Linked DNA regions of Homo sapiens: region 2 is linked to region 1. Evidence: chromatin loops called from intact Hi-C (ENCODE). Cell type or tissue: tibial artery. All regions are shown on one strand. Each heading gives the region's core, and the rest is flanking DNA. Links, peaks and the distances in the headings are about the cores only. Region 1 has its middle 23 kb from the start of CALM1. Region 2 holds the start of LOC124903359 (a long non-coding RNA gene).

What was found. A loop is a pair of places that touch in the nucleus more often than their neighbours do. Peaks named below come from ENCODE experiments on the same cell type or tissue, not always from the same donor. Only the 100,000 strongest peaks of a DNase experiment are listed, where the experiment ranks them.
Region 2: a loop joins it to region 1, with 3 times the contacts of the local background. A loop is called at or near these places in 3 of 110 quality-filtered maps.

What each region holds. Positions count from the first base shown.
Region 1 is chr14:90,412,153-90,428,087 of GRCh38, reverse strand. No RefSeq gene overlaps it. Among named protein-coding and RNA genes, the nearest start is that of CALM1, 23 kb to the right of the region's middle. RefSeq lists a silencer at 8,677-8,877. In tibial artery, for the core only: no CTCF peak of the experiment used is centred there; a DNase peak (open chromatin) is centred at 8,697; H3K27ac peaks cover 1,139 bases.
Region 2 is chr14:90,503,001-90,518,935 of GRCh38, reverse strand. LOC124903359 (a long non-coding RNA gene) reads right to left here and starts at 13,192. Exons shown (of 2, transcript XR_007064301.1): 1 at 13,081-13,192; 2 at 10,467-10,928. It overlaps LOC105370619 (a long non-coding RNA gene), which reads left to right and starts at 1,727. Exons shown (of 2, transcript NR_135274.1): 1 at 1,727-1,951; 2 at 3,049-3,130. RefSeq lists enhancers at 1-279, 4,977-5,271, 5,258-5,770, 5,989-6,821, 8,489-9,322 and 1 more. In tibial artery, for the core only: no CTCF peak of the experiment used is centred there; no DNase peak of the experiment used is centred there; H3K27ac peaks cover 1,288 bases.

The sequences.
Region 1 (15,935 bases), core at 4,394-12,393:
GAAGGTGGAGGAAGCGGAGCTGCCGGGTGGGGGATGTGGAAGGAAGTCTATATTTGCTCCCTTGCAACAGCAAAGACTGTTTACCTCCAAGTCTGTGTTTTTCAAGGAAATGGAGGCCAGCAGAGGAAAAACGCCCTTGTGAAAACATTTCCATGAATTTATGTTGTTCATCTGGAGAGGCACGGCCCCCCGGCAAGGCCTCTGGGATTCAACATGGTCAGGATGAGGCTGGCCTGCCGGATCCAGGATGGAAGAACACCAGCCAGGCCAGGAGGTGACAGGTGCCACCTTGGCTCAGCAGAGCCAAGGAGCGATGCACACTCATCCCCTGGGGCCTCTCACTCACATTCAGATCTGTCTCTCATCAGCCGAAAGAGCAAGGGAACGCAGTGGGGTAGAATCAGAACACCTGGGTTTGAGGTCACAGGTCTGGTCGTTGTTTTCACAAGGGCAGGGAAGTGTGACTCTGGACAAGTCACTAGGCTGCTCTGGGCCTCAAGATCCTTTTCTTAAAGTGAGATTGAAATCTTGTACCTCTCAGGGTCGTTGTGGGGACCAAAGGAGGAAACGAGTATGAAATGATCATTGCATCTCCTTTCTGAACAGGGCGAGGCCAGGGTCTGGGGAGAGCTCTCCTGAGGCACAGCTCCCATGCCGGAATGGCTCCGTAGAATAAGTTCTAGGAAGCTATTTCACACCTGTAATCCCAGCACTTTGGGAGGCCGAAGTGGGCCGATCACTTGAGGTCAGGAGTTTCAGACAAGCCTAGCCAACATGGTGAGACACTATCTCTACTAAAAATGCAAAAAATTAGCCGGGCGTGGTGGCAGGTGCCTACGGTCTCAGCTACTCGGGAGGCTGAGGCAGGAGAATCACTTGAACACAGGAGGCAGAGGTTGCAGTGAGCCGAGATTGCGCCACTGCACTCCAGCCTGAGCAAAAGAGAGAGACTCTATCTCACACAAAAAAAGTTCTGGGAAGCTGCTGAACTACATCAGGGATGATAATCAGGGTTCTGGTACCACCTGATGTATTTCGTCCAGGCCAGACGAGAAACTTGGGCAGCCAGGGCAATGCATGGGAGATTTGCAAGGAAGTCTCACTGGACGAGGGAGGAAGGCCTTGGAAGGTAAGTAGCTACTTAGAGGAGTAGCACTTAGTGCTAAGGAAGCCGTATGTAGATAATAAGTGGGGCAGGCACTCCGGGCAGGGAGAGTGCTGACAGCAGCGGTCTGGTGGATGGACTCCTGCCAAGTGCTTGGAAGAGGCCGACTGGATCCGTGTGCTGAGTGAAGGAATAGCACCGAGCAGCGGTGGGAGTGTGGGAAGAAGGGAAAGAAAATGAAGGGGAGAGATGACAAGACCCTTGAATGCCAGCCAGGCCCAGGGTTGAGTGTTTGTCCCAAGTAGAATTTTTTCAGGAGGGGATGATCATAAAACCAACTCAAACTGGCTTCAGCCCAAAAAAAGAATGAATTGGCTCATATAACTGAAGAATTTGGGTGTGGGGCTGGGTAGTACAGGCTGCTTTCTCCAGGGAGGTTTCCCCGTTCGTGGGCTCAGGAGGGCTCAAAATCACACTTCCAGGTTCCAGGCCAGAGGAAGATAGGCGTCTCTTTCACAGAACTCCAGGCCAGCATCTAATTGCAGGTCACTTGCCCCAACTGGGATCCTTACCTGTCATTTAACCAATCCCTATGGCAAATCAGGCCTCTCTCCTGGAACTGGGGAAGGGATTAAGTTCTATACAAACATGTGGTTGAGCCCGGAGGATGGTGATTTCCTGTGAACGTGAAGGAAACCATTCCCAGAAGCAGAGGGCAGCGGGCAAACCCTGGGGCTCCTCCCGCCAGCAGTGTGGAATGGCAGCAAGGGGCCCACCAGGGCAGCGTCCGTATCCTCCTGCCTCAGCCTCCCAAAGAGCTGGGATTACAGGCCTCAGCCACCACACCCAGCCAGACCCTGCATTTATTTTATTTTACTTTATTTTATTTTATTTCATTTCATTTCATTTTAGAGACAGGGTTTCGCTCTGTCACCCAGGCTAGAGTGCAGTGGCACTATGTTGGCTCACTGCAAATTCTACCTCTTGGCTTACTGCAATCTGTACCTCCCAGGCTCAAGCAATCCTCCCACCTCAGCCTCCTGAGGAGCTGGACTACAGGCGTGCACCACCACGCCCAGCTAATTTTTATATTCTTTGTAGCAATGCGGTTTGCCATGTTGCCCAGGCTGGTCTCGAGCTCCTGGGCTCAAGCAATCTGGCCACCTTGGCCTCCCAAAGTGCTGGGATTATAGGCGTGAGCCACTATACCTGGTACAGACCCAGCATTTAGACGGTGACCCGATGGCCTCCACAAAGAGTGAGTGAGCTCAGTCCCCACTTACCCACAGCAACCCCATGCAACACTGAGGATATCCCCTCACCTCTCAGGCCCTGCAGACAGAGAGTGCAACAGGCCAGCTGGGGCTGGAGTGATGGCTGAGCCGAGAGCTGGGATTTGGGCAGGGCCTCGGCTCCCAGCCTTCCCTCCACCAGTGCCCATTTGGCTTCACCAGCTCCTCCCCACCCTCATATGATCGCTGCCTTTAATCCAGCAAAAAGCTTTTACCTTGTTTCATCTGCAGAGGAGCCCGAGGATTTAGATTTTTGCATTTTAAATGTTATTCATGTTTTGATTTAAATCCCTAAAACTAATTCTAGGCATTCCATAAGCCGCATGGCCCCCTAAGATCCTGAACCCTTCTCTCGTTCCAGGCCAGTGTCTCATCAGACTAATGTGATACGGTGGGATTTGTATGTGTGTCTGTTTTTAATAGAGAAAAACAAAAACCAGGAGGGTTTTGGAAACGTTAAACTGTTGTTTCAGTCTTTTAAATTTTGGATGGTTTCCATGGTAACTGGTAAGTTTGCTTCTTTGTTCGCTCCAGTTTTCTGGAGAGGCCAAGGCAGCTCTCCACAGCTTCTTAAGTAGGCTTGGATCAAAGTCCAGGCACGGGAAGGGGGCAAGCCGCAGCCCCAGTGTAACGAGCTGCCCCCCAGGATTCACCACCGACTGGGCAAAGCTGGAGTCTGAACAGTCCTCAAGTAGACCTCACTCCCCTTCCTACGTCTCCCTGAGGCTCAGGGCAATTCCATCGAGCTCCAAAGAGTCCACGTGTCAGAGGTGTTTGAACCAGAGCAACCCTATCTTAAATACGGGCAGGGTAAAATGAAGCTGAGACCTACTGGGCCGCATTCCCAGGAGGTTAAGGCATTCTCAGTCACAGGATGAGACAGGAGGTCGGCACAAGATGCAGGTCACAAAGACCTTGCTGATAAAACAGATTGTGGTAAATAAGCCGGCCAAAACCCACCAAAACCAAGATGGCAATTACGAGAGTGACTTCTGGTCCTCCTCACTGCTACATTCCCACCAGCGCCATGAGAGTTTACAAATGCCATGGCAACATCAAGAAGTTGCCCTATATGATCTAAAAAGAGGAAGCATGAATAATCCACCCCTTGTTTAGCATATAATTTAAAAAATTACCATAAAAATAGGCAATCAGAAGCCCTGGGGGCTACTCTGTCTATGGAGTAGCCATTCTTTTATTCCTTTACTTTCTTCATAAACTTGCTTTCACTTTGCACAAGGGACTCACTCTGAAATCTTTCTTGCATGAGATCCAAGAACCCTCTCTTCAATCGGGACCCCTTTCCAGTAACACATGTGCCTGCTAGAAGCCCAGGTCTCAGGCTGCAGGGTTCGGGGGCGGGGTGGGAGCAGGCACCCTGCCCCAGCCTTCCTGAGATGCCTGTCTGCGCACCTGGACACGCTAATGCCTGGGCCTGTGAAGGGCAGCCTTGAGCTCTTCCTCCTGGGAGCCAGGCTGGGGTCCCCCTCACTGTTCTCTGGCCTCAGCTGGTTGTGCAGCCTCAGCCCCAGGGCCCCAGCTGAATCTGGGAAACTGCTATGCTCAGAGGTCTCGCTTCCCAAAGGGGCCTGTTCTGGTGTTGAGCCTCCATTTTGCCAGCTGGAGTCCCCAGAGTCCCACTTACGATGCTTTCTGCTTTTGGCCCCTTCCCCTCATTCTCCAAAATGGTGTCTGTCAGCTCTCGTCCTGATGCACCATGTCGTAAATACAGTTTCGTGGGTATGTCACTAAATTGGCAGGACACACTGCCAGTGTCCTGGCAGGCAGGCGACAGGGGCCACACTCAGACAGGGGGATTGGGGCTGTCTACAGGGTATGGGCAGGGTTAGGGCTACCAACACAGAATGTCGAAGCACCCCAGGGCTAGACAGGCACCAGCCCCTGCCCTTAAGGGGTCGAAGGGTGGGCCTGAGCCAGAGCGGCAGGAAAGGGCTGTCCACAAAGGCTGGGACCCTCACTGAAGGACACAGCCATTGCTAACGCACAGCCCAGCTGCCACTTGGCAATCAACACCTGGCCTCACTCTCTCCCTCCTCAGTCACCCATGGTGCCTCCCTTTGGCCAGCCCTGCCTGGAAGCCAGAGGCAGGGACGCCCATGATGATGTGGAGCCAGGGCAGGGAACGGCCAGGGGTGAGACTGGGCGGCGGAGCAGAACCAGTTCCACAGGGCCCAGCAGCTCCCCACTGCCCATGGGAGGAGCTGAGTTACCCCACAACTTACGCTCCTGGCGAGTCCCAGACCTCTCCCCAGCCCTCCTATTCACAATCAGGACACTCCTGCCGGGGAGGGGGCGCTGGGGCCTTGCTGCATCCAACTTGCCTGCTCAGAGCTGGGGCCTGCGCCGGGCTCTGTGAGGATGGGTCGATAGGACCAGCCCTGGGCTCTGAGACGCTCTCAGCCTAGTGCACTGGGTGGGAGAGGACTGGGAACAAGAGGCCTGGGCCTGGAAGATGCTTGGCTCCAGGCGCCCATGCCCACCTGTCACCACACACACCTCGGGCCAATGCTAGTGGACCAGGGTGGCAGGCTGAGTCGTTTGGACCTAGCATCTAGAAGCAAGCCAGAGAATCCAGGGAGGAACTGATGGGTGGTGTGGCCGGAAGTAAATTTGGGTTAAATGCAAATAATTTTTAAAAGGTCTAAGCAGGCCAGGCAGGGTGGCTCACACTTGTAATAGCAGCACTTTGGGAGGCCAAGGCAGGTGGATCACTTGAGGTCAGGAGTTCAAGACCAGCCTGGCCAACATGGTGAAACTCCGTCTCTACTAAAAATGCAAAAATTAGCCAGGTATCATGGCACATGCCTGTAGACCCAGCTACTCAGGAGGCTGAGGCAGGAGAATTGCTTGAACCCGGGAGGTGGAGGTTGCAATGAGCTGAGATCGTGCCACTGCACTCCAGCCTGGGTGACAGAGTAAGACTCTGTCTCAAAGAATAGATAAATAAATAAATATTTAAAAATAAAATAAAAAAGAAGGTCTAAGCAGCCATCATCGAAAAAGACACCCCCCCCCCCAACTCTCCAGAGGCACGGGGGACGGGGTCCAGGCGAGACAATGTGGCTGCTTTCTGGGCATGAGCAGAGACCACAGGATGGGGAGAAGGAGCCATCTGGCCTTCTGGAAGGAACAATGTTCTAGACCGAAGGAACAACAAGGGCAAAGGCCCTGAGGCAAGAGCACATTTGGTGAGCACAAGAAGCAACAAGGCAGAGTGTGTGACAGGTAGAGGGGTAGGAGAGAGGCCACAAAGGAGGCCAGGGGCCAAGACACATGGGCTCTCAAAGGAAGGAATGAAAATGGGAGCCACTGAAGGACGCTTAGTAGAGAAGAGACGGCTTCCGTGCTCAGACACTGTGTTTGCACCAGAGGATGGGCAGAGGGTGGGGACGAATATTCTGTCTTCGCTCAAGGGGAAGCTTTCGAAGGCCAAGTCCCAGTGGCCAGGTGTGGTGGCCCACAACTGTAATCCCAGCACTTCAGGAGGCCGAGGTGGGTGAATTATCTGAGGTCAGGAGTTCAAGATCAGCCTGGCCAACATGATGGAACCCCATCTCTACTGAAAAAAAAAAATACAAAAATTAGCCGGGAGTGGTAGCCTGTGCCTGTAATTCTAGCTACTCGGGAGGCTGAGGCATGAGAATCACTTGAACCCGGGAGGCAGAAGTTGCAGGGAGCTGAGATTGAGCCAGCCTGGGTAACAGAGTGAGACTCTGTCTAAATAAATAAATAAATAAATGCCAAGTCCCAGGGAGGGAGAAAGGCTGGGGCAGGGGGTAGAGGCCAGAGGGAGGCCTGGGATATTTGACCTTGGCCCAGAACTCAGGGCTGAGTGCCGCAGACCTCGGCACACCTCCTGGCAGCCCAGGGACAAAGGCTTGGTCCATCTGTCCACCTGTGTACTCCTCCCTCTGTTCCCAGGAGTTTTGTCCCCACCACTGTGACAACACTGACCTTTGAAAATGATCACTGTCAACTGAGCTATATCCCCTCCATGCTGTAGGCTCCTGGGGGGACTCTCTGCTAAATGAAAGTGATTGTCACATGGATCCATCAGCCCTAGGGTCAGGGGCTCTCAGGCATTCAGCCTGGAGGCCCCTCTGTTTCATGCAGGCCTCATCTGCTCAAGGCCAGGCCCCATGCTAGGACACAGCAGCGCAGAGAAAAGTGACTGATGATATGCCACGAATCCCCAGAGCAGGTGCTGAACAATGCTTGAGTAGATGGGATGACCTCTGAGGCTTTGTCACCCCTCAGTAGGTCGCAGTCCCCCGCCGTGGTGGGGAGGGGACACACACCTCCCCAGCTGTCAGCAGTCGAGCTGAGACAGCATCTGTAACCCATGCCTTTTCAGGGAGAGTCCATCAATCGCAGTGTTTGAAGAGGGAGATTGGCTCCTTGGAGGACATGACAGTGAACCTGGGCCTGGAAGGACCAGTGTTGTCTGTGAACCTTGGACTTACCAAGTGGGACTCTCTGGGGCAGGGGCTGGAATTCTGTGTCTGTAACAGCAACTTGGCTGATTCTGAAGGGAGGCACCCCAGGTTGAAGGTGCATCTGGAGCAGAGGCCCAGCAGGGGTCTGGCAGAGTGTGTCTGGGGGACAATGCATGGAGCTGTGCAGTGGACAGGGAGAAAACCACAGGTAATAGCCCTGGGAAGGAAGGTGCATGGGGTCGAATAACCAAACGAAGGAACTAACGCACAATGTGGCATGCCCACGCGCATACAGCTGCAGCCCGTGTGGGCATGGAAGATCCCACAGGCCCCTACTTATCAGAATCGCTTCTTGGGAGGTATCCCGAGCCTATGGATTTTGACCAGGTGAAGGCCTCCCGAATACCCAGGAGAGGAAATTAATTAAAATGCATCACGGCTGGGCGCGGTGGCTCACACCTGTAATCCCAGCACTTTGGGAGGCCGAGGGAGGCGGATCACGAGGTCAGGAGATCGAGACCATCCTGGCTAACACGGTGAAACCCCATCTCTACTAAAAATACAAAAGATTAGCCAGGCGTGGTGGCAGATGCCTGTAGTCCCAGCTACTCAGGAGGCTGAGGCAGGAGAATGGCGTGAACCCGGGAGGTGGAGCTTGCAGTGAGCAGAGATCGCGCCACAGCACTCCAGCCTGGGCGAAAGAGCAAGACTCCGTCTCAAAAAAAAAAGGCATCAGGCCGGGCATGGTGGCTCACACCTGTAATCTCAGCACTTTGGGAGGCCAAGGTGGGCAGATCACTCGAGGTCAAGAGTTCGAGACCAGTTTGGCCAACATGGTGAAACCCCATCTCTACTAAAAATACAAAAATAAGCCAGGCATGGTGGCAGGCACCTGTAATCCCAGCTACTTGGGAGGCTGAGGCAGGAGAATCACTTGAACCCGGGAGGCGGAGGCTGCAGTGAGCTGAGATCGCACCACTGCACTCCAGCCTGGGTGACAGAGCGAGACTCTGTCTCAGAAAAATAAAATAAAGTGCATCAGTATGTTCATCAGCTGGCCGAACAGGTGGACCTATTTGACGCTGCGAGGTAAGTTCTGTTACCACGTGCGAGGTAAGTTCTGTTGGGAGCTGAGAAAGACAGGCCTCCAGAATGACATGGGGCAGAACTGGAAGAGAAAACTTGGCCGATTAGGCCATTGTGTCCATGGGGGACTGCCCAGGAGGCAATCAGAACACCGAATGGGGGAATCCAGTCATTTGTGGCTTGCTGGGTGGAAGGTGCTGGCTGGGGCATCGGGAGGCCGGGGTTCAGTCCTGGGCTTACCACCCTCTGCAAGTGGGACTTTGGTTGGTTCTCTGTCTCTGTTTGGGACCAAATTCTTCACCTATTAAGTGGGAGCCTGGGGCTGGGTGTGGTGGCTCATGCCTGTCATCCCAGAACTTCGAGAGGCCAAGTGGGAGGATCACCTGAGGCCAGGAGTTCAAGACCAGCCATGGCAACATAGCTGGACACTGTCTCTACCAAAAAAAAAAAAAAAAGTGGGAGCCTAGACCAGTTATCTCAGCATAACTTTCCAGCTCCAAACATTAAGAAAACCAGCCTCATTCTACCTCTTCCTTGGGAGGACTCTGGAGAAACCCTGGGTGTGGCAGGGTTTTCTCCCTGCCAATATGCTTGGCATTCAGGAAGAGCAGGATGTCACTGAGGCTCTTGCCGCCGGCGCCCGGGCCAGGAGGCCTGCAGGCCCGCCTGGAGCAGGTGAGGATTCAGGATGTGAGTGGGTTTTTCCCTGAAGCTTCTCAGGCCAGAGCCGAGGGAAATATCAGCATCCTGGCAGTTTGCCACCTGAGTCAGCCCAGCTTTGGCTCATTCGAGGAAAACTAACTGCAGGAAGCTAGGAAGTCTGATGTGTGGCAGGATGTGTGTGTGTGTGCGTGTGGGAAGGCGCATGCCCTTGTATGGGCCTATCCATGGGAAAGGGTTCACAGGTGTGCGATGCTGGCATTCGTCTGATACATACCATCGTGGCCATAACAGCCTTAAAATATTCTAAAGCTTCCTTACCTGCTGGTAAAAGCCACCGGCCTCAACACCCCCTGAGGGCCCCCTGCTGCCCCAGCTCCCTCCCTGGACCCCTGGGACCTCCCCCATGAGCCTCCAATTGAAGGGTTAACTCTCAACCCTGCACCAGCAAAAGCAAGAGAGTGTTCTGGTTGGTGGAAAGAACAGGGGACCCTCCCTGTTGTTACACATCTTGACAATTGCCCTGTGACTATGTACATGTGTGTATGTCCATGTGAAGGTTTGCATCTTCAAGCTCATACAGGCCAGCTTCACTAGAGAGCCTGTCACTCATCTCACCACAGCAGTTTAATAAAAGGTGTCCCCTTCCATGGTTTCAGAGGAAGGAGTCTGAAGTTTGGAGGCAGGAGAAAGGGGTTCCCTGCCCAGCAGGGCTCAGGGGCCCAGGTAGGAAAAGTAGCTCAGAGAAGCTGACAACCTGCCGAAATCACTCAGCTAGTAAAGAGAGGAGCTGAGGTTTGAACCCAAACATCCTGGATTGCACTAAGCCTGGGGTTTTATACTCTGAATCAGCCTGGGGATGAACAGCAGCTGCACCTCAGCTCAGCTTCCCAGCTTGCAAAGGTTTCTGACATCTATGGAGCCTCCCAACTCATTCATTCAGTAGGTGAGGTCCTGCGAGCCTAAGTGGCAGAGCCAGGGCTCAAACCCAGATATCAGTGACTCAGTGACTGGGTTCTTAGCATTGTCCCCACAGGCAGCAAAATGGGCACAGGGACTGTGGGGCACAAGCTATCTTCTCACTTGTGATATGCAGCATCACACACACTGGGCCAGCATTTTCTTAGGTCACTGAAAACCTGCTAAGATGCATGTATCACTGACCAAAACAAGGGAGACCAAAAGATGGGAGCAACCCAAATGTCCGTCAACTGATGAATGGGTAAACAAAATGTGGTATGTCCAGACAGTGGAATATTATTCAGCCATAAAGAGGAACAAAATACTGATACCTGCTACAATGTGGATAAACCTTGAAAACACCATGCTAAGTGAAAAAAGCCAGACAAAAACCACATATGGTATGATTCCATTTATATGAAATTTTCCGAGTAGGTAATTCCATAGAGGCAGAACACAAATTGGTGGTTGCCAGGGGCTGGGAGGAAGGGGGAATGGGGAGCGAGCGGTAATGAGCACAGGGGTTTCTTTTGGGTGATGCAAATGTTTTGGAACTAGATAGAGGTGGTGGTCGTACAGCACTTTGAATGTACTAAATGCCATTGCATTGTACGCTTTAAAATGGTTAATTTTATCTTATATGAATTTCGTCACAGTTTTTAAAAAAACAAGGGAGAGGCTGGGCACAGTGGCTCACGCCTGTAATCCCAGCATTTTGGGAGGCAGAGGCAGGAGGATCACTTTAGCCCGGGAGTTCGAGACCAGTCTGGGCAACATAGTGAGATCCCTCCTCTATAAAAAATAAATAAACAAACAAATAAATAAAAACAATGGGCCAGGCATGGTGGCTCACGCCTGTAATCCCAGCACTTTGGGAGGCTGAGGTGGGTGGATCGTGAGGTCAGGAGATCAAGACCATCCTGGCTAGCCCAGTGAAACCCCATCTCTACTAAAAACACAAAAAATCAGCTGGGCGTGGTGGCACATACCTGTAGTCCCAGCTACTCAGGAGGCTGAGGCAGGAGAATTGCTTGAACCCGGGAGGCAGAGGTCGCAGTGAGCTGAGATCTTGCCACTGGACTCCAGCCTGGGCAACAGAGTGAGACTCCATCTCAAAAAAAAAACAAAAAAACAAAAAAACAAGGGAGAAAGGCAATTATACTGTAATATTTTAAAATAAAAAAGCTATAATGTATTAAATTTTGCTATATGCTAGACTCTATAAGAATACAATCAGAACAACATTACATTAAAGCCTCTTGGGTTCTGCCTTGACTCTCCAGCCAGGACCATTCCTCCAGGACCGAACCCTGCCATCAACTTGCTGACCTCCCCACCTCCCCCAAACCCGTGAGGAAAACTGATACACAGTCCTTTCTCTAGACTCCAATTCCTGTTACAGTTGATTGGTCCAAGGGTGGGCAGCTTAGCTAAACTGTACCAGAATCCTTTCTCAAAAATGAAACTGGAACTAGGTGTGGGGGCGTGCGCCTGTAGTCCCAGCTATTAGGGATGCTGAGGTGGGAGGAGTGCTTGAACCCAGGAGTTTGAGGCCAGCCAGAGCAACACAGTGAGACCTCATCTCTAAAAAAATAATAAAAATGACAAGTGTTGCAACTGGAACTGAGCCAGATTATCTCTGCCTGGCTAAAGCTGTAGGACGTAAAGCTTAGAAATCGTGCTGGCCACGTTTCCTGCTGTAGGGAAAAGCCAGACTGCAGGAAATGGGAAGGAAGGCAAGGCACGAGACAAGAGAGACAGAGTCTTGATGGAGGAGTGGGAGTCCTCAGTTCCAGAAAAGCCGAAGAAGCCACAGGACATCTGCCCTTCCATGGGCTTGGTTGTTAGCCTGTTCTTCCCCTCATGGGACTCAATTCTTCCACTGAAATAAGCGTTGAATGGTTGGGTGAAAACCAACATGGTCATGATATGTTTTATTTAATGCACTGCTAAATTAAGTTTAATATTTAGATTTGTATATTTTTGCATCTATGTACATAAGACCAGCCTGTAATTTTTTTTCCTTCTTCTGTTCTTGTGTGGTAATTGGTCTTAATATAAGCTCTTTTTTTTAAATTCTATTTTTCTGGAAGAATTTATCAAGAATAGGTAAAAAGTCACAGTGTGATTTTTTTTAAATTCTCTGGGATAATTGTTTTGTTTTCAGTAGTGCTTTATCTATTAGTTCAAAACAGAGGACTCCATATGGTATGGAGCTTAAAACAACCACTATTTTATTTTATCTCGTGATTTTGTGGGTGAAGAATTCAAGCAGAGTTCAGCTGGATGGTTCTTCCACTCTGTGTAGGTCAACTGAGGCTACCTGGTGTTATTCAGCTGGTGAATGACCTCGTCTAGAGGATCCAAAATGGCCTCGCTTACATGTCTGGCACCTGGATGGGGATGGCAGAAAGAATGGCCCAGTTGGCCAGGTGCAGTGGCTCATGCTTATAATCCCAGCCCTTTGGGAGGCCAAGGTGGGTGGATCACTTGAGGCCAGGCATTCAAGACCAGTCTGGGCAACATGGCAAAACCCTGTCTCTACTAAAAATACAAAAAAAAAAAAAATAGCTGGGTGTGTTAGCACGCGCCTGTAATCCCAGCTACTTGGGAGGCTGAGGTGGGAGAATTGGTTGAACCTGGGAGGCGGAGGTTGCGGTAAGCCAAGATCGCGCCACTGCACTCCAGCCTGGGCGACACAGTGAGACTCCATATCAAAAAAAAAAAAAAAAAAAAATTATGGGACAAAGATTTCCCTCATTCAGTGGGAAAGTAACATCATTTTATAAGCATCCATCACAAATACATATACTTTAAACTACTGCTTCAATTTCTTGAACAGTTTATTTTAAATTTTCGATTTCTACTTGAGTCCATTTTCTAGGAAATTTAGGAAATTGTCCATTTTATGCATCTTCATATTTACTAGCATCAATCTTTTCTTTTCTTTTCTTATTTTTTTTTTTACACAGAGGGGGTGTAGCTATATTGCCCAGGCTAGTCTCAAACTCCTGGCCTCAAGCTATTCTCCCACATCAGCATCCCATCGTGCTGGGATTACAGGCATGAGCCACTGCGCTTGGCCACATCAACTTTTTAATAATACACTTAAAAAAAAAATCTCTGGTTTATGATTGCACTACTGCACTCCAGCCTGGATGACAGAACAAGACCCTGTCTCTAAAACAAACAAACAAAAAGAACCATTTTTTAAAAAATCAGCACTCCCTGAAGTTTGTCTAATAATCTTTTTTTCACTTGAAACACCAGAAATTAGATTTTATTTTAAAGCTATAATAATTAAACAGCATATGAGTGAATGCAATAATAGGAGAAAATAATCAATGATACATGAAACATCGCCTGCAATATAAGCAGGTTCCAGGATAACATTAGGTTTCTGTAATGTTCTCATCACTTTCTTGACTTTAAAAAAAATTGTGGTAAAACATATAAAATTAATCATTTTAACCATTGTTAAGTATACAGCTCGGTGACATTAAGTATATTCACACTGTTGTGCAGCCATCACCACCATCCATCTCCACAAGTTTGCTTTTTTTTGTTTTTGTTTTTGTCTCTTGTCACCCAGACTGGTGTGCAGTGGTGTGATCTTGGCTCACTGCAACTTCTGCCTCCTGGGTTCAAGCGATTCTCCCACCTCAGCCTCCCAAGTAGCTGGGACTACAGGCATGTGCCACCATGCTTGGCTAATTTTTGTATTTCTAGTAGAGACAGGGTTTCACTGTGTTGGCCAGGCTGGTCTTGAACTCTTGACCTCAGGTGATCCACCCACCCCAGCCTCCCAAAGTGCTGGGATTACAGGTTTGAGCCACTGCAGCCGGCCCAGAAGTTTTTCATTCTACAAAACTGAAACTCTATACCCATCAAACAATAACGCCTCATTCCCTTGTCTGTGGCAACCATCCATTCTACTTTCTGTGTGAATTTCACTACCCTAAGTACTTCATATAAATGGAATCATACAGTATTTGTTTTGTTGTGCCTGGCTTATTTCACTTAGCCTGTCTTCAAGATTCATCCGCATTGTAGCATGTGTCAGAATTCCCTTACTTTTAAAGGCTGAATAATATTCTCTTCTATGTCTGTACCATATTTTATCTTTCCTTCCGTCAGTGGACATTTGGGTGCTTCCACCTTTGCCTATTTCGAAAAATGTTGCTATGAATATAAGTGTACAAATATCTATTTAAGTCCCTGCTTTCAATTCTTTTGGGTCTGTAACCAGAATTGGAATTGCTGGATCATATGGTAATTCCATGTTTAATTTTTTTGACAAACTGCCATGCTTTTTGTAAAAGAGCCCACTTTTTGTCTGTGTCGATCTTCTTTGTTTTGTTTCTCATTAATTTCTGTGGTTATCCTTGATACTTTCCTTCTACTTTCTTTGAGCTTATTCTATTCTTTTGCTAGCCTAAGTTGGATGCTTAGCTTATTTATTTTTAGCCTTTCTACTTTTCCATTATAAGCATTTTAAGGCTATAAATTTTTTTTTTTAGATGGAGTCTTGCTCTGTTGCCCAGGCTGGAGAGCAGCGGCACAATCTCAGATCACTGCAACCTCCACTGCCCAGGTTCAAGCGATTCTCATGCCTCAGCCTCCTGAGTAGCTGGGACTACAGGTGCCTGCCACCACACCCAGCTAATTTTTGTGTTTTGAGTAGAAACAAGGTTTCACCTTGTTGGCCAGGCTGGTCTCGAACTCCTGACCTCAGGTGATCCACCCACCTTGGCCTCCCAAAGTGCTGGGATTACAGGCATGAGCCGCCACACCCGGCCAAGGCTATACATTTCTAAGTACTGCTTAAGTTGTACCTCATTTTGAAATGTAGAATTTTCTTTCATTCAATCCTAAATATTTTCTAGATTTTCGTTATGATTTCTTCTTACCCATGTGTTATTAGAAGTGGATTTTAATTTTCTAAACAGTTATTTTTAAAGTTGTATTTTTGGAATTATTTTCTAGGTCAATATGATAGGATTTTTAAAGTAGTTGTTGAGATTTACCCTATGATCTAACAGGTAGTCAATCCTAATTATCTATTTAATTAATATCTTCTTAATTGATATTTGTTAGTAACTTTATTACACTAATATCATTAATTTGTTGTTTATATAATTATATATTTGTATTTACAATTATATATTATAACCACATAGTTATATTGTTTATTAATTTGTGATTAATAATAGTGCTGATTAATATTTAATATTTCAAATGTGCATTCTCTACTTGCTGGGTCTAATGTTCTATGTATATACAAGAGATCAAACTTGTTAATTCTGTGGTTCAAATCTTCTATTGTCTGGTTGATTTCTCAATTACCAGAAGTATATTAAAATCTCTATAATAATGGATTTCTTATTCTTACCATTGTTAATTCTTACTTGATGCATTTTCATGCTATGCCTGCATCAGTTCTTACATATTAAAGTTGGTATATGTTGTAGGCCAGGCATGGTGGCTCATACCTGTAATCCCAACACTTTGGAAGGCAGAGGCAGGCAGATCACTTGAGGCCAGGAGTTCGAGACCAGCCCGGCCAACATGGCAAAACCCCATCTCTACTAAAAATACAAAAATTAGCTGGGTGTGGTGGCACATGCCAGTAATTCCAGGATTTGAACACAGATGTTTGAATACACAGCCTGGGTAAATTTCACTACATCTTGTTGATTTCTCTCAAAGAGTGGTTTTAAAAAAGAAGGAGCAACCAACTCAAAACCAGTGCACTTAACGAAAACACAACCAGCCAGGCGCAGTGGCTCACGCCTGTAATCCCAGCACTTTGGGAGGCCAAGGCAGGCGGATCACCTGAGGTCAGGAGTTCAAGACCAGCCTGGCCAACATAGTGAAACCCCATCTCTACTAAAAATACAAAAAATTAGCCAGGCGTGGTGGCGGGCGCTTGTAATCCCAGCTACTCAGGAGGCTGAGGCAGGAGAATCACTTGAACCCAGGAGGCAGAGGTTGCAGTGAGTGGCGATTGCGCCACTGCACTCCAACCTGGGCGACAGAGTGAGACTCTGTCTCTAATTAATTAATTAATTAATTAATTAAAATAAAATAAAAAATAAAAAAGGAGCAAAATGTTAAGCCTGACAAGTCGGGAGGGGTCCATGACAGTGAGGAAGACCAAGGTCTGCCTTGTGGAAACAGGATTAGATGTCTAGAGTTAGCTCCACAAGCTGCAATAGCACCAATGGGTGGGGTTAAAAGGAAGCAGATTCCAGCCTAGTAAGAATGTGCTCACAGTTAAAGCAGCTTAAAATGGAATGTTTCTTGGAGAAATAAGAAAAGAATAATGGGAATGTGCCAAATGGCCTTTATTAGGGTATTGGTTAGCTAAATGAT
Region 2 (15,935 bases), core at 2,889-10,888, 92 kb before region 1:
ACCCCAGGCACCAGAATCCAGGTCACAACGGCACGTGTCCCCGAACCCAGACATCTAGTGCTGTGGTTCTTAACCTTTGTTTCTTCCTGCCATGACACATGGATGGGATGGGTGCATGCCCATGGCCGTCCTACCCTTCACCAGCCCTCACCAAAACATATCTGCCTGCGAGTGCCTGATGACGCTGTCATGGGGTAGCCTGGAGTCCCCTCTAACGAAAGACAACAGGAAGTCAGTAGCTCACCTTCCCCAGGCATCACATGGAGCCAGCCGGGAGTCCCTAGTGCGGGGAATGACTGCCTCATGGAGCATTTGTGAAGATGGGTTGTTGAGAAGGGCTTGCTGTCATGTTCCTTCTGGAGTGACATTAATCCGGCCTGCCCTTCAGTCAACACAGCTTGAGGACCAGCCCTGGCTGAGTGCTGAGGGCGGGGCTTGGCTGTCCGGGACCAACCACGGGTCTTTTTTGGGAGATGCGTCCCTGTTTGGATTTTATCTGAAAGCCCTCTATCCAGGGTCCTGTTGACGCCATGTGTGCCCTGTGGGCCTTGGTCCGGGTCATGCATTCTGGGGACGCTCTCCTGAGCTGGAGCACTAGCCACTGTGCACATGATGTTTGGGGTCCCTGACCCTGCAAAAGCTCCAAGCTCCCTGGAGCACCCTTCCTGCCTGCCCAGCCAGCAGTTTCTAGTGGAAGTTTATTTCCTTCTGCGCGCTCTGCGGTGCTGGCCGCCGGCCTAACGAGCACGGCTTCTTGCTTTATGTTAGGCCCTGCAGATCTCCGGCAGAAGCTGTCTCTGTCCCAGGCACTGGCAGAGGGAGGGGATGGAATCCCTTCCAGATCAGAGTCAGAGATGGAAGCAGAAGCCCCTCCAGACAGCGCATGGCCCCAGGACACTTGCTGGGGGAGCCCCAACAAATCTCGTACTTGGGCAGTGCAGGACTCAGCACCCTTTGGACAGATCTCCCGCCCACTGTCTCCCTAAACACTGAGAACTGAACTTCTTATAAATGCTTTTGGGTGTTAAGAATGGGGCTTGGGAAGGCTGTGATCACACCACCGCACTCCAGCCTGGGTGACAGAGCAAGGCCCTGTCTCGAAGAAAAAAAAAAGAGTGTGGCAGTAGATCCTGGTGGCCCTTCCCTTTGAGAGAGCGGGTGGCAGGGAGTGGCTGGGTGTGAAGGGTGCATGTGCCGCGATTCAAGGAGAGGGAGTCCCCACAGGTCCCCACATGGCTGTGTCAGCAGCTTTGGCTTCCAGCAAGTGGCGGGAGGGGAGGGCGTGTTTGTCTGAAAAGGTTACTAAAGGTTGTTTCACTCAAAGGATTTGGTTCTTTGCAACCTGGCCGCTTGGATCCCAGAGTTGGGCGAGGTGGGAGACACAGTGGGGTTTTCAGCTCATCTCCGCTCTGGGCGGGCTGGGGGCAGGGGCAGGGACTGGGTGTCCTCTCTGGCTGCAGCTGCACTCCTTGCAAGAAGGGAGGGGGTTCTGGTGAGGGAGGGCCAGAGCCCAGGTGTTCACACCTGCGTATGCTGAGCCTGTGTGGGGTGCTGGGGACATGGAGACCCTGTCCCTGAGGAGTGTTCAGCCCTGGAGAGGGGCTGATGGCCATGCAGGTCACCATGGAGCTGAAGTTCTCAAATGGGGGTAATTGTGTCTCCCAGGGACCATTTGGCAATGTCACAATTGCCAAGGGATACTGCTGGCATCTAGTGGGTAGAAGCCGGGGCACTGCTAAAAATCCCACCATACACAGGACAGCTCCCCACCACGTGGACCTATCCAGCCTCCAAATATTAACAGGGCGTCTTGGGACCACCAGCGTGCTGCCAGGGAGCCAACTTCTGCCTGGTCAGCTAACTCCACCGTCCCAGAGCCTGGGGAATAGCGAGGAGCGGCTGGAGACTGGCGCATGAGATCACCTCTCATGGCGCGACGCTGCCTGATCAGGTAACTGCGCTGACTCATCAGGCTGCCATCCCGTGGCCCTGGAGAGTGGCTTGTGGTCTTTGGCTCTGGGGTAGTGAGAGCCTGCTGGCCCTGGGAGGGTCCAGCCCTTTTCTTAGGCTCTTCAAGTCCCAGCACACACATGGGGACTGGCTCTCTTCTCAGGGTGGCCGAGGCCCTGCTGGACTTGGAGAGATACAAGCCCTAAACAGGGGGCTTTCTTCATACTCAAGCATCCAGCTGCCTTCTCTGGCCTATCTCTCTCAGAAAATGGACAGGAGGCTCCCGCCTGTGTCCCTGCTCCAAGACTTTCCTGCCCAGAGCACTGAGGCCCAAATGAGAACAACCAAAATAGGGCAGAGGCCAGATCAGAGTCCACATCTTATCTTACTTTTTTGAACTCCCCTGCACCTTCCAGATAAAACCTCCATCTGCCCTTCCAATGATGTGACTTTGCTTCAACTTGCTTTTCAATTTTCTTCTTTGAGACGGAGTCTTCCTTTGTCGCCCAGGCTGGAGTGCAGTGGCGCAATCTTGGCTCACTGCAACCTCCGCCTCCTGAGTTCAAGCAATTCTCCTTCCTCAGCCTCCTGAGTAGCTAGGATTACAGGCATGTGCCACCACACCCAGCTAATTTTTGTATTTTTGGTAGAGATAGGGTTTCACTATATTGGCCAGGCTGGTCTCGAACTCCTGACCTTGTGATCTGCCCACCTCAGCCTCCCAAAGTGCTGGGATTACAGGCGTGAGCCACCACGCCCAGCCAACTTGCTTTTCTAACTGCCCCCCTTGTCCCTCTCAAAGCCCTGGACTCTTCAAAGTCCCTGCCCTCCTGCCACATAGCCCACCTCCCACCCCATCAACACTGACTCTGCCTCCCCCACCTCGTCCCCACTGACAAGCCCAAATTTCACTGTTCCCTCTTTGGTCACTTCTGCCTCAGCGCTTCCGTTCAGCACTTACTGCATTTGAAATTCAAACAAAAGAAAATGGCTTTAGGAAACTTTTTTTTTAACCAAAAAAAAAAAACTTCTTGTACTTTTTAAAAACCAGAAAAGTGTAGAGAAGAAAACAAAAGCCTTAAAATGCTTCATTCCTAGAAAGCCGCCGCTAACAGCTGGAGAACATCCCTGCCCGTGTCTCAGCGCAAATACACACCAATAAATCCATGTTTCCAACTCCACAGAAGCCGGATCTCTTTGGCGTGGCTGCTTGTTCATCCATCAATGTGACATGGAGAACCTTCCGTGTCAATACAAACACCCGTGCGCTCGCTGACCCAGTTGTGGGAACGTATTCCATGGGATCCACAGATTCTAATCGAATTCTTTAGTTCCCAGTTAAAGGACTTTAGATGATTTCCAACTTTTTATTTTAACAAACAAGACAAGATTGTCCAATGTATACTTTGAACCAATGGTGATCATAAAAATAATAACTACAGTGCATGAAATACCAGTTACACGCCTGGCATCCCTCGAAGCACTTTATACACAGTAACTCATTTACTCCTCCCAACAAACCTGCAAGGCGGGTACTGTTAGTGCCCATTTTACAGACAGGTAAAGTGAGGCATGGAGTTTATGCTAGAGGTCAAAAGTTAGTAAGGGGTGGCTGGGCGTGGTGGCTCATGCCTGTAATCCCAGCACTTTGGGAGGCCAAGGTGGGCAGATCACAAGATCAGGAGATCGAGACCATCCTGGGTAACACGGTGAAATCCTGTCTCTACTAAAAATACAAAAAATTAGCCGGGCGTGGTGGCGGGCGCCTGTAGTCCCAGCTACTCGGGAGGCTGAGGCAGGAGAATGGCGTGAACCCGGGAGGCAGAGCTTGCAGTGAGCTGAGATCGCGCCACTGCACTCGGGCCTGGGTGATAGAGCCAGACTCCATCTCAAAAAAAAAAAAAAAAAAGTTAGTAAGGGGCAGAGCCTTCATAACCAACTTGCCCATGCTGGGGGAAATGTTTCTAATCTTTTTAATAATCTAATGGGGGGGTGCAGAAAATCTGAATGTTGCTTTTATTTTCATTTTTGTTACTCATCAGGTTGATTTCTATTTTTTGTTTTTTTCTAAGTGTTGATAAGCATTCATTTTCTTTTTTAAGAGATGGAGTCTCCCTCTGTCACCCAGGCTAGAGTGCAGTGGCACCTGCAACCTCGAACTCCTGGGCTCAAGTGGTCCTCCTGCCTCAGCAGCCTGAGTAGCCAAGACTGCAGGCACACACTGCCATGCCCAACTCACTTATTTCCGTTTTTATTAAAAAATTTTTTTTTTGTAGAGATGTGGTCTCACTGTGTTGCCCAGGCTGGTCTTGAACTCCTGATCTCACGTGATCCTCCCACCTCGGCCTCCCAAATAGCTGGAATTACAGGCATGAGCCACTGTGTCCAGTCTTAATTCTTTCATGAGTTACTTCTTAGCCATGTCTTTTTCTCATTTTTCAACTGAGGCCTTCACAGTTTATTGATGAATTATAGTGCTTCATACACCGTGGAACTAGCCCTTTGTTTTAGAGAGGGAGGCCCTCTAGGCAGGGATTGCACCATCCTCACCCCATTTCCCCAGCCTGGCATGGAGTCGGCTGCCAGTACCTGGGGTTCCAGGAGGCGTGACACCTCATCATTCAAAAGGGGGCTCTGGAAGCTCCTAGCGCTTGACAGGGGCCCGACCGATTTATCATCAACTCTAATGTCTGGTCTGCCCGCTTGGCCCAATAATAACTCCCTCTGTTTGCTCAGAGCTTGTAAAGTTTAGAATGAACGTCCTCACACACTCATCTGATTTGATGCGCACGCAGCCAGGTGAGCCAGGCGTGATGCATGAGCCCCTTGTTAGAAATGAAGAGACTGGGACTCGTAACACAGAACACGCCAAAGCGCCCATGGCCGAGACTGACGTCCAACTCAGGGCTTCTTGGTCTAAGGCTCACCCGCTCCATCTCTGAGTGACAAACTCAAATCAGGGGCCTCTCAGAACCCCAGTTTGCTGGTCAGAAGAATGGGGTGGAATTTTCTGCCTGCAGAGGACAGGGCCCTCTAAAGGCCTGGCTCCCTGACACGCCTGGAGACTGGCACACAGCAGTCCTTGCACCCGCCCCGTTCCCCACCCAGTCAGGCCAGGGCTGTGGGCCAGGCCAGCCTGCCTCTCAGAGAGCTCCCAGCTGGGGCTGAGCTCAGGGAGGGAGCCAAGGGAGCAGCGAGCAGCGAGCAGCGGGCGGCACAAGGGCCCCTTTGTGCCTGTTGCTAAGGGCCCGGCTGTATTTACTCACCTTCAGTAAACAGGAGGTGCTGGAGGCCCCGCTCTGTTATGACAACTTAAAGAGCATTTTCTTTCCTTCCTCAGCTGCTCATGCCCCAGGTAGCTCCAGGTGAGTCCCCACAGTGGAGGGGCTTCCCTGGGGCTGAGCTGGAGCTGAGTGGCAGGGCTAGGGAGCATCAGAAGGGTCACTTGGCTCAGCTCTTGAGGCTCTGATGGGGACGCTGACACTGGAGGGGGTCCCTGGCCCAAGGTCACAGGGGAGGGTCAGGCCAACATAGGCCTGACAGCTGCGGTCTGTCCTCTGCACAGAGCTGATTTGGGAAGCGTCCACCTGTCCCTCACACACTGGTTGTCAGCGTTTGGCTAAGTCCCCAGGCCATTCCCCGGGGAGGTTAGAGGGAGGCTGCCCAGCTCACCTCCACCCAGAATTTTCTGGAACCAGGCCCTTGGAGGCAGAGAACAACTTGAGTCATGGTCATTTTTTAAGGGTCTTAATGTCTTACCGACACATGGAGATCACGTTATAAGAATCATAATATTGTTTGTAATGCTTATGGTGAACAAATTACCACTTTCAGCCCCCACTGGGGCAATAGCCTAGTGGTAGCTACCAAGTAGATACAGGATTTATTTCCGACACATCCAGGTTTAGGAGCCATAGGAGGTGCGTCCAGTGATGGGACCCTCCCTGGTGGCTGTGAAACAAACTTCCTCTGGCCCTGCAGACATCGTGGTTGTGCCTGAGTCTGTAACCTCCTTTGGAGAGAATGTCAAAGGCTTATGTTTGAGGCCCTTAGTGTGCAAGAAGGCTCCTGTGACAGGCCCAGCCCAAGGCAGCCGGCAGCCAGGTCTCCTGCGTGACCTTTAGCCAGTGCTCACCCCCTCTGACTCCCTTCCTCCAAGGGAGGGGTGAGCTGTGCTGGGGCTCTGCCTCTCCCCACACTGAGGGCTTGGAAGGGCTGGGGTGGAGGCATTTCTGGACTGGAAAGTGATCTCCAAGAATCCCTATGACCCCTGGGCAGGTGCCTGGGGGCTTCCAAAAGGCGGGAAGCTTCTCCTGCTGGAGTCCCACCCTCTCCTCCTGCCGCACACAAGGGCTCTGTGTACTTTGGTGTGGCCTGGACTGCAGGCAGGGAATCCTTTGGGGGAACCGAGCTGCTGTGTGGATTTCCTCCACGGTGGGGGCAGCCCATCCTGGGGAGGCCTCCTTGCCCCAGGGCCACCTCGTCCTGGCAAACAACCCACAGCTCAGGGTTCGGCCTGGGGTGGCTGTGATCCTGGCCCAGTGTTCTTTAAAAGAGTCAGCTCTGGCTGCCAGCCTGGCAGGGGAAGGTCAGGGGCACGCAAGAGCACACAGGCTGCCTCACCTGGGTTGGCGTGGCTGGGTTTGCCCCCAGAGGAAGCTCACCCTGCAGTCTGGGGCTCCCACCGGGCCCTGCATCTACCCCTCAGCACATTGCTCTGGCAGAATCAAATCGTGTCAGTGGGAGCTTCTGAGTGAGCCTCAGACAGATGGTGAACAGCAAGGAGGGGGCAGGGCCCTGTGGGGCTGAGCCCTCCCCCAGGCCCAGCCCTGGGCCCCCAGAGCTGGCCTTATTGTCCTCATTTACAGATGAATAATCTGAAGCTCACAAGGCCCCAGGAAGCATGGGGACAACATAGGGGACAGTGCTGTGTCTGGAGATGGGCCTGGAGCAACTGTGTGTCCCATCCCTGGCAGCTGCCTCTCAGAAGGAAGCCGAGAGCCCCACGTGGCCATCCATCGGCCACATGACATCAAGCACGTTACTCGACCTCTCTGGGCCTCAGGGTTCATAAATAGTACCCACCTTATGGGGTTGCGGCAGTTAGTGAATTCATACTTTTTAAGCACTTAGCATAGTGCCAGAAATAATCATTACATACGTTTCTCAAATAAAACAAATATACTGTAACGGGATGATGACAATGAGAATGGCGACCATTACAGGACGAAACTGTCTTGGAGAAAGCAAAACAGCTCAAGCCTGCAGACCTCAGAGAGTTCTTCTGCTAAGGTGCCTCTAGGGTGCCTGGATTCTGGGAGAGGGGTCACTGCCTAAGGTGATCTGGGCTGGACTGGTCCCTGGGCCACTGTCTGGGAGTTCTCTGAAGGCCAGGTGGCTCACAGCCTTCCTCCTTGGCCTTCCCTGATCTCTGCCCAGCCTGGCAACTCACTTCAAGGTGCTGTTAAGACCCTTTTCTCCTGGGCACTCAGCCCTGCTGCAGGTGTGACGTCAAAAATTGATCAGCCTCTGCTAATCTGACCCAGGTGGGGTTCTCTGTGTATGGCTCTGTGCTGGGCACAGGTGCTTGCAGGGGACACAGTGGAAGGTCCGGCCATCAAGGTGCCAAAAGGGTGAAGGGCACACTGATCCGAACATGCGTCACCCTGGATTTCTTTTTCTCTTTTCTTTTCTTTTCTCTCTCTCTCTCTCTCTTCTTTCTTCCTTTATTTATTTTTTTTTTTTTTGAGACAGAGTCTTGCTCTGTCACCCAGGTTGGAGTGCAGTGGTGCGATCTTGACTCACTGCAACCTCCGCCTCCCAGGTTCAAGCAATTCTCCTGCCTCAGCCTCCTAAGTAGCTGGGATTACAGGTGTGCGCCCCTACGCCCAGCTAATTTTTATATTGTTAATAGAGACGGTGTTTCACTGTGTTGACTAGGCTGGTCTTGAACTCCTGACCTCAGGTGATCCACCAGCCTCAGCCTCCCAAAGTGCTAGCCGGGAGCAGGGGCTCACGCCTGTAACCCTGTCGGACTTCTGTGTGGGAGGGCAGGCGGCAGGAATTATGGACCCAGGAACAGGACAGACCAAATCAAAGTGGCCTCAGAGAGGCAACATGGCTCAGCTCAGAGCCAGGCAGGAGTGTACAGTGCCCCAGGGCTTATACTACTGTCCCTGTGTCAGAGGTGACAAAGCTGGAGCTCAAAGAGGTAAAGGGACTTGCCCAAGGCCACAAAGCTAGTAAGGGGCAGAGCAGCACCTCGCAAGCCTCTGGGGGTTCATGTTGCTTCCAGGGGCCAAACCTTGATTCATTCTGAGCCTGATTCAAAAGCCAGATTTTGATACCCCTTCTTTTCCTGGGCCCTCCTTTCTGTTTTGTTTGGGGAGAAGTGGACAGGAATGAAGGGGGAGTCAGCGGGAGTCTGCCCAGGCAGAGGGGAAGAGCTCACTCTGATTTGCATGACCAAGAAGGCGGGCACAGGGGGAGCTGGCTCTGAGGCCCTGGCTCCTGGGTTTCTTCCAGCAAAACAGTGATGGGGGCAGGGATGAGGTGTGTGCTGGCTCACGTGAGTGACACATTGGGAGCAGAGCAGCATCGTCTAACGAGAACAACTGGGCTGTGCGCCACCAAAGGTGAGGCGGGGTGGAGGGGGCGGTAGAGCTGGGTGAGCCACCAGAGATGGGAACACAGGGCCACTCGTGCCTTGCCTGGCTGTCTGACTGTGTCACATGCAATAATGACAGTCACTGTTTGTTGTCTGCTACTATGTGCCAAGCACCAGGCAAAGCACCTTCTACATGTTACCTCCTCGATCCTCACAACAGCCCCAGGAGGGGTGCTATTATCCCCCTTTCAGAGTAGGAAACTGAGGCTCAGGGAGGTGAAGAGATATGGCCTTGGTCACAAAGCTGGGGTGCAAACCTGGGTTGGCCCTGGAGCCTGGGCTTTGAGCCCCAGCCCCGCCCTGCCTCTCTGCACCTCTGTCATGGCTCCTGAAGGATGTGGGTGCTGGCCGGGCACAGTGGCTCACTCCTGTAATCCCAGCACTTTGGGAGGTTGAGGCAGGTGGATCACCTGACGTCAGGAGTTCAAGGCCAGCCTGGGCAACATGGAAACCCCGTCTCTAAAACAAAAATTAGCCAGGCGTGGTGGTGGGCACCTATAATCCCAGCTACTCGGGAGACTGAGGCAGGAGAATAGCTTGAACCCAGGAGGCAGAGGTTGCCGTGAGCCGATATCACACCAAAAAAAAAACAGAATGTGAGTGGAGGAGCTTGCCCCAACCTGTGGCCAGAGGGCATTGGAAGGAAGCAGAAGCCTCCGGGTGGTCATGGACGGTAACATCAATTGGCCCAGACTTTCAGGAAAATACCAGTGCCAGGCTCTTGGGGCATCATGATGCTGGGACCAGCTGCACCACATCCTGAATGGGCGTGGGGGTGGGATTCAGGGGAGAGCTGAGTGGAGTGGCTGCTGTCAGTCATCTTGGAAAGAAGGTCCATGAAAGAGGAGTGTCTGGGGTCCAGGAGGGAGAAAGGACTTTCTGCTCTCTCTGGGCTCATGTTTCCCTTCAGAGGCCTGAAGTGGTCGTGATGGTGGGTGAGTTTTCCCAGGTCTCATGGAGGCAGCTGGGAATTAAAGACAAAACCGTGCCTCAGTTTCCCCCTCTTGGTGGTGGAGGTGGCAGCAGGAGCCCAGAGTGGGCAACAGTTTCTAGGACAGCCAGTATTGAGGACTGGTGTATTCGGTGGCACTGGTTAAGGCAGGGTAAGGAGGACTTCGCTCAGGACCGTCATGATAGGTATAGGGGCCACTGCACCAGGGTCTTGCTGAGGGAGAGAACTGGCTCAACCTCAAAGACCAGCCCGGCAGGTGGGGATTTATAGCAGAGGAGGCAGAACGGGTGTCGGCGGATGGAAAATCACTGAGAGGAAACATCTGACAAAACCGCCCGAACAGGATTCTTGCTGCAGGCAGGGTGATCGGACAGTGCCCGGGGGTGGCGGAGAATGAGGAACCCCGTTCGTTCAGGTCTCCACGGTGATCAGCGATCTAGGATGGGGGGTCTGCCTAAACTGACTTCACAGGTTCTTTTGCTAAAACTGGGTTTTACAAGGAAGTGCCCAGACGGGTGTAGCAGAAGATTCAGAAGCCTGACTAAAGTTTGGCCAAGCAAGGAATCTTCATCAGGATCATGACTAAGGGGGCCTCCGCCTCCGTGCAGGTGGCATCTGCTCTGGCCACCCTAAGGAGGGAAGCACCTTAAGAAGAGAGGTGTCCCCACGCACCCCAAAGCCTGGGAACATCTGCAGAGGTCAACTCCCAGGAGAAGGAGTCTCAGCAGATGCTAGAGGAGAGAGCAGAATACCCCCTGCCACCAGGAGAAGCTTCCAGAGAACACCAGAGGAAGGCAGGGCCCGGAAAATGCACAGAAGCAGGAGTGCATACTCTGAGGGGGAAGGTATGAAAAGTGAGGTCTCAGAACAGTGAGGTAGGAACACTGGAGGCACCAATGACACATCAGCATTTTTTGTTCATTGTTCTTTAGGTAAAATATCACCCCCAACAAGATTTTGTTACTATGTCCCACAGTCCTGGGGGTTGGCTGGTTCTCTCTGGGAGCCTCTCCTGCCATCACGGCGGCTGGGGCCAGAGTTGTTCTGAAGATGTCTTCATGCCCATGTCTGGCGGCTGAGCCTCAGCTGGGGCAGTTGGCTGGAGCATCCACGTGCAGCCTCTGTGTGGCTTCGGCTTCCTCACACCATGGTGCCAGCCTTCCTTCATTCTAAGGAACTGGGCAGAACCGGTGTTGTCTTTCATGACCCAGTCTCGGAAGTCACATAAATTTACCTCTGACATAGTCAGAGTCCTGCCAAAACTCAAGGGAAGGGAACAAAGACTCCACTTCTCAAAGGGACGGGTATTGGCGCCATGCTGTAAGAAGCACAGTGGCTTGGGAGGTATTGTGGTCAGCTCTGGAAAAGACAACCGCCATATTAGTAAATATTTATTGCAAACCTACTGTGAGCCAGGCACTAAACACTGGGAATCCAGACGTGAACCACAGACACCAGTCCCTGCCTCATGGAGCTGACATTCTAGTAGGGGAAGCCAGACCATCGAGCAAATAAATAAATGCAATGGCGCGTTAAGTGGAGGTGAGCGCTAAGGAGAACAAGCAGTCAAGGACCAGGGCAGGCAGGGAGAGGGCTGAGTGACAAGAGGGTCCTCTCCCCACATGTCTGGTCCCCTCTGCGGTGACGTCTGGGGATGAGACTCCAGGAGAGGGATAGCCTGAGCAGAGGCACTGAGGTGGGGGATGTCAGGGGCTTGGGCCACAACTCAGAAGCAGCAGAGCTGGAGTTGAGAGAGGGAGGAGAGTGCGAGGTGAGGGCGGTCAGGCAGTGGGGCCAGGACGGGCAGGTGGTCAGCCTTAGCGGGGACTTTGGCCTCTGCCTTGAGCAAAGCAGGGACTGTGGAGAGTTTTGAGCAGGAACAGAGAACCTCTCTCACTCTAAGAGCAGGACTGGATGTATAAGAACAGTTCTCCCCCACCACCATGGCCCACGTTAACCTATGTAACATGTAACAAACCTGCACATCCTGCACATGTACCCCGGAACTTAAAATAAAAATAATTTTTTTTAAAAAAAAGAACAATTCTCCCCAACCCCCAGCCTCTGCTTGCATGCCTCTAAGAATATGGGACTCACCCCTTCATTGCTTATCGGGTCTTTCTTGTCGTGAATGAACATAAGTCTCTTTGCTACGTCCCCCGCATTACAGTTGGGCTCTGGGGCCATTGAATGGATCTGTCACCATCCCTTGGTGTTTTAGGGGTGGATGCCTAACTCTCTGAGTCTTCACACTAAACCAATCCCACCCAGTTCTTTCCTCAGTCCATATACACGCGCCACTACCTCTTGAACGCTCACCATTTTGGTCATTTATATGTGTCCTTTTTCTAAACCAGGGGGTGGCGAACTACAGCCCAAAGGCCAAATCTGGCCCACCACTTCTTTGTGCAAATAAAGTTTTATTGGAACACAGCCACACCCATTCATTTACTGTTGTGCTTGGCCGCTTTTGTGCTATACTGGCAGAGTAGTTGAGTTACTACAGTGGAGACTGTATGACTCGCAAAGTTTAAAATATTTACCCTCTGGCCCTTTACAGAGGAAGTTTTCTGATGCTCTCCTAAATGTGTGTGCCTTAAGTTTCACCCCAATCACTCAGCTGCTGCTGAAAGCAGATTGGAAGGGGCAAGGAGGCCTATCAGAAGGCCAGGCTCTTAAAGATGAGCAGTAATAATCCCAAAGTATAATACTTTCACACATTTGCTATAAATTTGTGCAATTCAAATATTAATTCAGGCTGAGCACAGTGGCTCACGCCTGTAAATCCCAGTGTTTTGGGAGACCTAGGCACAAGGATTGCTTGAGCCCAGGAGCTTGAGACCAGCCTGGGCAATGTAGCCAGATCCTCTGTGTAAAAAAAAAAATTTTTTTTTTTTGGAGATTGAGTCTCACTCTGTCACCCAGGCTGGAGTGCGGTGACGCAATCTCAGCTCACTGCAACCTCTGCCTCCTGGGTTCAAGTGATTCTCCTGCCTCAGCCTCCTGAGTAGCTGGGATTACAGGCACGTACCACCATGCCCGGCTAATTTTGGTATTTTTAGTAGAGACAGGGTTTCACCATGTTGGTCAGGCTGGTCTCCCACTCCTGACCTCGTGATCCACCTGCCTCGGCCTTCCAAAGTGCTGGGATTACAGGCATGAGCTACCGTGCCTGGCCCAAAACAATTTTTTAAAAATTAGCCAAGCGTGGTGGTGTGCACCTGTAGTCCCAGCTACTCAGGGGGCTGAGGCAAGAGGATCGCTTGAACCCAGGAGTTGGAGGCTGTGGTGAGCTATGATCACGCCACTGAACTTTAGCCTGGAGCAAGACCCCGTGTCAATAAACAAATAAATAATAAAAAGATGAATTTATACAAACACATGTTTTAAAATTAGACTTTATGCCTAGTTCTCCATAAAGATTTCTATGACACGTCTCTGCTTGCGTAAATACATATTGCTGTGTGTTTTCGTGAATGACCACCCCAACACAGAAGGCCTGGAATCTTACCTTCAATCCTTCCGTTCCGCCTGTCGAACACCAGCTAGGAACAGAGCAGGGGGGCATCCTCAGGTGCAATTAAAAACCGCAGATTTTTAACTCTGAAAAATAACAACATTAAAAACCGCAGTGGGTGCAAGGCCCACAAAGGGCTGAGTGTCTGAGGCCTGGCGGCAGGGATTGGCCAACTCTGCACAAGAGAAGGCAAGAAAACCCAACCCCGCATGGCAGGGCCGGCCTCCCTGGGAAACTTGGACTTGCCCCCGACTTTCCGAAGCAGAGGTTTGCTCAGTCTCTGTGGTCGTGAAGCATGGAAGGCAATCTCTGAATTGTTTTCCAGAAAGAAACGGAGAAAACAAAAACTAAGTTGCAGTTTGAAAATATCTGCTTTGTTTTACTTAAAGAAAACAGGCAGCAGGACTCACATACTTAGATGGAGAGGCTAAAACAGGGAAGTCTTTTTTTTTTTTTTTTTTTTTTTTTTGAGATGGAGTTTTGTTCTTTTTGCCCAGGCTGGAGTGCAATGGCACGATCTTGGCTCACTGCAACCTCCACCTTCCGGGTTCAAGCGATTCTCCTGCCTCAGCCTCCCGAGTAGCTGGGATTACAGGCATGTGCCACCATGCCCGGCTAATTTTTGTATTTTTAGTAGAGATGGGGTTTCTCTATTTTAGTCAGGCTGGTGTCAAACTCCCGACCTCAGGTGATCCGCCTGCCTGGGCCTCCCAAAATGCTGGGATTACAGGCATGAGCCATTGTGCCTGGCCAAACAGGGAAGTCTTTACCTCTCTTCGATGGAAACTTCCAGAATCTGTATCCCTCGGTCACTAAACTGTGTGGCCTCTTCTGACCTCTCTTGCCTTTGGTTCTGGGTCCGTGTCTGTGTAATAGAAACTCCAGGCCCCCCCGCTTGACCCCCACCCAGGGCTGCTGGAAGGCTCGCTGAGAGGGTGAAGGTGGAAGTTCCAGGGGAAGTGACTGCCAGGTGTCCCAGCGTGGGGACTGTGCATGGAAGGACATTGGAGAAGGGAGTGGCTGGGATCCCAGGCATGGATCTTCTGGGTCATGGCCGCCCACCTGGGATGCAGAGATGCGGGGCAGTGTGTGGATACCACAGGTGTGCAAGCATCTTCTGGAAACTTGATTAGTGAAGTTGGTGTGTGAGGAGCTGAGAAAAAGAGCAGGGGGCCGGGAACGGTTGGCTCATGCCTGTAATCTCAGCGCTTTGGGAGACCAAGGTGGGAGAATTGCTTGAGCCCAGAAGTTGGAGACCACCCTGGGCGACATAGTGCGATCCTGTCTCTATGAAAAATGTAAAAATTAGCCAAGCATGATGCTGCATGCCTGTAGACCCAGCTACTTGGGAGGCTGAGATAGGAGGATTGCTTAAGACCAGTAATTTGAGACTGCACTCAGCTATGATGGTGCCACTGCACTCTAGCCTGGGTGACAGAGCAAGACTCTGTCTCTAAAATAAATAAATAGGCCAGGTATAGTGGCTCATGCCTGCAATCCCAGCACTTTGGGAGGCTGAGGTGGGCAGATCACCTGAGGTCAGGAGTTCGAGACCAGCTTGGCCAACACGGTGAAACACCGCCTCTACTAAAAACATAAAAATCAGCCGGGTGTGGTGGCGTGTGCTTGTAGTTCCAGCTACTTAGGAGGCTGAGGCATGAGAATGGCTTGAACCCTGGAAGCAGAGGTTGCAGTGAGCCAAGATCGTGCCATTGCACTCCAGCCTGGGTGGCAGAGCAAGACTGTGTCTCAAATAAAATAAAATAAAATAAATACATCGATAGACAGATATAGATAAATAGATAAAAAAGAAAGAGAGCAGAAAGTGCTACCAGGAGAGGAGAGGGCTGGGGACACCATAGAGGCTCAGCTATTGGACCTTCACCATGGGGGAGGAGGTGAGGGCACCAGGGACCAAGGGCACAGACTCCTCCACACCCAGGCCCTGTTCTGGGTTCAATGAGGGCAGCCTGACCTGCCTGCTCACCTCCCCCAAGGGTTCCCTGGGCACCCAGACCAATGCTGCCCAACATTTTCTGTGTCATGGCCCTGGCAGGGTGCCTGGGTGCTGGCACTGGGCCAGATCTCTTCTTCCTGCTCCAGAATGTGCCCAGGGTCACATTCGGTATGGAAAGGCAGCCGCCCCTGCCCAGGCCTCCCCAGCCTCAACCCTTGGTTGAGGTCATTTCCCTTTCTCATGCGTTCCATGAAAAATCTCTCCCTAGGTTAGCGGTCAGGCAGACCTTGCTCTGAACGAACCTCCTGGGAGAGATGGGAAGTGGAAAGCAGAATGCAGAGCTCTGGGTGGAGTTAGCTGAGCTGAGCTCGTTAGGTATCGCAGGACCCGGACATGACCTCGACAGGCTGAGCCCATGTCCTCTGAAACCACCTTGAATCTATTAGGCTAACTGGCCTCTAGCATTCTAGTTTTCCTTAATAACCACAAATAGATTACTTGTTTATTGACTAAAGTCAAAATATACAAGATAAATGTAGCAGATCTGGCAATGGAGGCCGGCTGCAGGGGCCACCTGGGAGTTCCAGACTGCCTTCTGAGGGAGCTGACCAGCTGAAGGGGCATAAGAACTCTCACGTCTAGCCATGAATCCAGGCATCCAGCCATTAATTCACCCATCCTTCCATTCTTCCTTCTCTAACCTCTTACATTGTTCCTTTCAGCCTTTCATTCTTCCATCAGTCCATCCAAACATCCATCCATCATTTCATCCTTTATTTCCTTTCATCCTTCCATTAATTTATCTCACTATTAATAGAATCCAACTATCCAACTAATAGAATCCAGCTATTCTTTTATCTATTCACCCTTTTCCCTTCCTTCCTTTCTTTCA